Regions from separate parts of the Homo sapiens genome. Here region 2 is linked to region 1. The links are chromatin contacts, found by Hi-C or POLR2A ChIA-PET in ENCODE. All regions are on one chromosome and are shown on one strand. The core of a region is the stretch at or near the end of the contact, and the rest is flanking DNA. Distances in the headings are between cores, read along the strand shown.

What was found. Hi-C counts contacts between places; a loop is a spot of excess contacts on that map. ChIA-PET counts read pairs that join two places held with the same protein, here RNA polymerase II (POLR2A). Pooled maps may share reads with other maps.
Region 2: a loop to region 1 is called in a pooled map, with 1.8 times the contacts of the local background. The contact joins the enhancer-like site here to the promoter of LINC03062 in region 1. A Hi-C loop is called at or near these places in 1 of 168 maps with a recorded cell type or tissue (ovary) and 1 of 50 pooled maps. POLR2A ChIA-PET finds 5 or more read pairs at or near these places in 2 of 52 experiments (activated CD4-positive, alpha-beta T cell and activated T-cell).

The regions. Positions count from the first base shown.
Region 1 is chr9:89,638,480-89,641,052 of GRCh38, reverse strand. LINC03062 (long intergenic non-protein coding RNA 3062) reads right to left here and starts at 1,270. Exons shown (of 6, transcript NR_024280.1): 1 at 1,074-1,270. RefSeq lists an enhancer at 958-1,527.
Region 2 is chr9:89,807,046-89,809,618 of GRCh38, reverse strand. No RefSeq gene overlaps it. Among named protein-coding and RNA genes, the nearest start is that of LINC03062, 170 kb to the right of the region's middle. Within about 2 kb of position 1,298, at least 4 of the 41 ENCODE cell types and tissues checked have a DNase peak (open chromatin) inside an H3K27ac peak, as active enhancers do.

The DNA.
Region 1 (2,573 bases), core at 21-2,520:
ATGGTGACAGTGGGTCCGGCTTTTTCGCTCAAGTTGACCAGGGCTTATGCTCCTGCAATGCCAGGTCAAAAGCACAGCCACCAAGTTCTCCTCCAAAGGCCCGACTCCTTTGGAACTCACTTCCTGGGGGGGTCAGAACAGAGTGTACCCCTACCCCGAGTCCTGGCACAGGGACACGGCCATATAACCTGGAGACTCTTCCTGCTACAGCCAGGAAGGCACCTCCTGCCACCAGGAGCCGGGGCTGGAGAGGGCTGGGCTGCCTGCCTGGCTCACACCAGGGGTGGTGTGGCTAGGAAGGAAGAGGGGAATCTCAGGCCTGTCTGGAGCACCTTGGGGATGGAGTCATAGGGGAGGGTCTAGACAGTGGCTATTCATTGCTTCTCCTTCCGGCGCTGCAGAAACTTCCTCCTCAGTCTGAGTTGGGCAGGGCCCACTCGCGTCCGCCTTCGAATCCCTTTCCTGCTGGTCAAAGGCAACCCCTCTGACTCTACCAGAGAGGGCCGGAAATCCAGCTGCCCACAACATATCCTGCCATGGCCTCCACAGAGCGCATGGAGCCCGGGGAGGCTGAACAGGAAAGGCAGAAGTGAGATCCCATCCCACCAGGACAGCAGATTCGGTGCCTTGCATGATGGCAGCTGACTGTGGTGGGTGCGTCATTTCAGGGGCCCACAATGGGCCTTTGGTGCCTCCCAGGAGCCCAAGGTGGCAGTGACTGCACACAGCCAGCTAAGAACGTGTCTGTCTGTGATGTGGTACCCACCAGGCAGGGATGTGGGGCTGAGGCACAGTCTCTGCTCCTTTGTGCAGGGGTGGGACTGCCTGATAGATGTGTTTTTCCCACTGCCCCCACTCTAGCCAACAGCCCGGAGAAGGGGAAGTTTGACGTCACTCATCCCCCACGGATGGCAGTAGCCAGAAGGCAGGGGCCCTGGGGCCACCAAAGGCAAAAGCCCACCAACAGACCCTTGGTTATGATGAGGGTCAAGTGGAGCACATCTTACCAGTGTGTCCCAGAGACCCACGCTCCTCCCAAGATAACACCCAGACTGAGAGCCCACTTCACCTACCCCAGCTTCTCTCAGGGACTCCAATCTGGGACTCTTGGGGTTGGGAGGCTGCATCCTCTGCTGTGGTGGGCCCAGGCTCGGGTCTCACAGGTGCTCCAGACCCATCCTCCTTCCCCCCAGAGCCAGGATGGGGATCCAAAAAGCCAGGAAAGCCAGGGACAGGAACAGGGAAGCCACCGGGAGGAGAAAGGAAAGACAGAGGGGCGGAGACCAGCAGCTGCTCTTTGAATGAAGAGAAAGCATTTCAGGCAGCCAAACAGAATGTCAGCAAACCTCAGAAGTAATTCACTCCCCCAAGCCCAGACTTATGGGGTTCCCACTGGTGCACCAGGCGCGGGCCAGGCCGACCCGGAACATTCAGTACAAATGCTGGGCTGCCAGCTCGTCCCTAAAATAAGACTCCAGCTGTTGGCCATGGAACTGCTTGGAAAGTAGAGCTCCCTGGGACAGGAAAGGAGCCCTGCAGGGCAGAGAAGCAAAGCTGGGGGAAGTGAGGCCTGCTCCCCTGTGGCAGAGGTTGGATGCGAGAGCCGTGTGACTGCTGCCAAGAGCTGCTGGCGTGCGGCCCCGGGGTAGCTGCAGGAAGGCACGCTGACGCTGGAGCCATCCTGCCATTCCCACAACAGTTTCTTCTGAAATCGACATCCTTCTTTTCCTGCACTTTGACCCCCACCTGATCTTGGCAAGGGTCTTTGGGCCACACAAGGCAGGCTAGTGTAGGGGTCCCTTTCCCCCTTCTTCAACATCCTGGCCCTTGAAGGAGTGAAGCTGGGGCCCCAGGAGCCACACTGCGGGGACCAGTCCCTGAGCAGGCAAGCAGGCTAATTCACATGGGCTGCAGAGGAAGGTGAGGGAGGCAAGGAGCAGGCCCAGATTCCTCAGCAGGGCTGAAAATATCCATTAGTGATGAACCAAGCTCACACTTCCGGGCGAGTATGAGTGCAGGGGTATTAAATGTCATGAGATGCTTTGAAACGAAAAAGAAGTTAACTTGAGACTTCTGCCTCTGTGTTGCCATCCATGTACAGAGGAAGTAAGACGCTAGCAGGTCCTCCAAGAGGGTATCCACCTGTACCTCATTCCTCCACCCCACACTATTGGGTGAATATGTAACAAGCGCACTTCTTGCTCTCATCAACGAAACAATGAATATTTGTGAGTCTTTCCTACAAGGCCAGCACTGTCCTAAGCACTTTCTCTGCATTTCCTTCTTTGAGCCTCATGGTAATCCTAAGAGGTAAGCACTGTTATTATCCTCGCTGTGCAGATGAAGAAACTGAGGCAGGGAGACGTGACATAGCTAGTCCCAGGCCAGGCAGCTGGTAATAGGGGTCTGGCTGGAGACTCTGTGTCGTCTGCCTTGCCCATGCTACCCCAGGTGGTGGCAGCTGCTCAGAGCCATCCACACAGTGCACACTTGCCAGTTCATTCTATGGAGCCCACACTTCTCCACGAGGAATGAAGAGGGATGCTGCAAGGAGGGGCAGGGGGAGGTCATAA
Region 2 (2,573 bases), core at 49-2,548, 170 kb before region 1:
GGCACACACCACCACCTCTGCCATATTGTATTGATTCAAACAATGACAAAGGCCTGCCTAGGTCCAAAAAAAGGGAACACAGCACCCCGCACCCAGTGGAGGATGGGCTTTAGATAGGTATGATCATCTTTGGAAAATACAGTCTACCACAATGGCAGACAAGCAGAGCCGGCTGTCCAATCGATCTCCTGCAATCAACACTATGCAGCTGCAGTGTCCGTCACCCTTGCTTAATGTCTCTCCAAAGCCCAATTCTATGTCAAGACAGTCTCTGTGATTCTATTCAGTAAAGACTGCTTCACCTGAGACCTCTCTTGAGATTGCTTTTTTGTGCTTCTCTAAGATTAATATCCGGAATTTAAAAAAAGGAAGAAAAATAGCCAGTGCCTTCAATATCCCCCTTCTCTGAATCATTACCGATTGGGCTAATGACTGCTGATAGTAAACTGGAATTCCTCTGAGCGCTGTACTGAGTAATCGCTGGCTTATTGTTTCACTGTGCTCAAGGTCTGCGTGGTGGAAATGGCTCATCACAAAGACGCATCACCCACGGAGAGAGGCCGCACTGCACAAGGGCCTGCCTGAGGCAGCTACCTCTGCAGCCAATGGGAGCTCGACCTGGAGCTGAGCTGCTCCCAATGACCATCCTCCGTGTTTCTCCAGACATTCTAATGGTCGCCGTCTCAGTGGGGCATGTACTGGGTATGGGGTATGGGGTAAGTGGGCTGCCGTGATCTAAGCCCCCAGTCATGCCTCTGCAATGTTCCCTGCGTGATGGGCATGGCCCAACCAATCCAAAAAAACCAGGCCCTGGGTGATGAGGCTTTTCTGTCTACCCACTAATTACAGTTTTTAGTGAGCTGTGTCTGGCCACAATTTCAAAATTCCATTCTGACAGCCTACACTATGGTCTCCAGCACGGGAGTCCTTTACCGCGCATCAGCGTGCGGGATCAGGTAACACAGACAGATAGATCAAGGCTGTTGACAGTCTTTAATGAAGTGGCAGGGGCTGGAGCCGGACGGCTCATCTCCAGGTCTTTGTCTTGTATGGTGCAGGCCGCACTGGAGACGCAGTTGGTGGATCACAGAGGCATAACCCTGGGCACACAAACACTCAAATGACCTGACTCTCCTGGTTCTACAGAAGCAAACCTGCGAGACTCAACGGCTGACAGCACAGTGCAAGGGAGGATTTATGCCTTCTTTCCGGCAGATTCTTATTTGCCTTGAAGAATCCAACAGAGGGCCACTGCCTGGAGGAACCCACATGCTGTCAGGCATTAATCAACTGCAGAAAACCCACCAAGGACACTCTGTTGCAAGTGGACAGCTTTGAACTCCAGCTGCCACAGCTGGGGGAACATTTGATAGTGAAAAACAATAAACAGCAGGGGAGGGAAGGTCATCTGGCTGAGAATATTTAAGAACGTTCCCCTAGAGGCAGTAGCAGAAAACACATTTACATCTGATTGTCTCTCTTCCTGAATGGTCAGTTTCTGCCTGATGCTGACTAGGTACAGAAATACAGGCAAGCAGAATCCAGAACCCCAGGGTTGGGCGAAAACACTCTGTTTTTTAAAGGACTTTGAACAACAATGAGAGACAAAGAATTCCCCATGGCTATTCTGCCAGGAAGTGACCCACCAGTGAAGGTTGCAGAAAAAAAAACACCCAGGGCTCAAGACCACGGAGGGAGATTTTCAGGGCCTGAGCCTCACTTGCTTCAGGTTTACTGATGCTCTTGGGGCTGGGGAAATGCTGAGGTCATCCAGGGGTAACTGGATTGAACCACCACTCTGTGCACACATTAAGGTAGTGAACTGCACAGTGCCATTTCTACCAGGTGGTACTGGCTTTTTTTTTTCTCTGGCCCTACTGCTTTCTTTGTGGAGTCTTCACCAAACCACCCCTTCCTAAATCCAATTCACTAAATGTTGCAAGGGGTATAAACATAAAGACCTGCCCTCCTCTGCCCACAAAAGCAGTCCATAAGAGAAGAAGGATGTGCATTTACTTGTGACTAGTGTTCTAACACAGATATAAACACAGTTCAGAAGAAACTTGCAGAGAAGAAAATAAATTCCCCGGGGACAGACAAGGCCACACTAAACTCTGTGCCAAATGCCACATGGTCCCTGATCCTAGAATGCTGGACTCATCAAGATCTTATAGATAGATGTCTATCAGTGACAGTGTTTTCTCTTAACGTTAGTATTTAGTGTCACTATCAAATATTTTAACCTTGGAAGACCTGTAAGTGACCTGACAAAGGGCATTTGAAGGTATACTTTATGACCAAGGATGCTTGACCCGGAGGAAGCCCCCGCACGAGGGTACATCTCCTCACTTGGGCTTCCCATGGGTTCTGATTCAATGAGGAGCACCAGGTCAGGACTGAGACATGGTCACATTGAGGCCAAAAGGATGCCATGCCACCCTGACACTGCCATGCAGACTTTAGGTCCAATTCTCGGCTTAAGGCTCACTTCTTCACAAGTGCGTCTCAATTCAGACACCAGCCATGAACTCAGGGTCCACAGACCGCCTACACTTCTGCCCAGCTAGTAACAA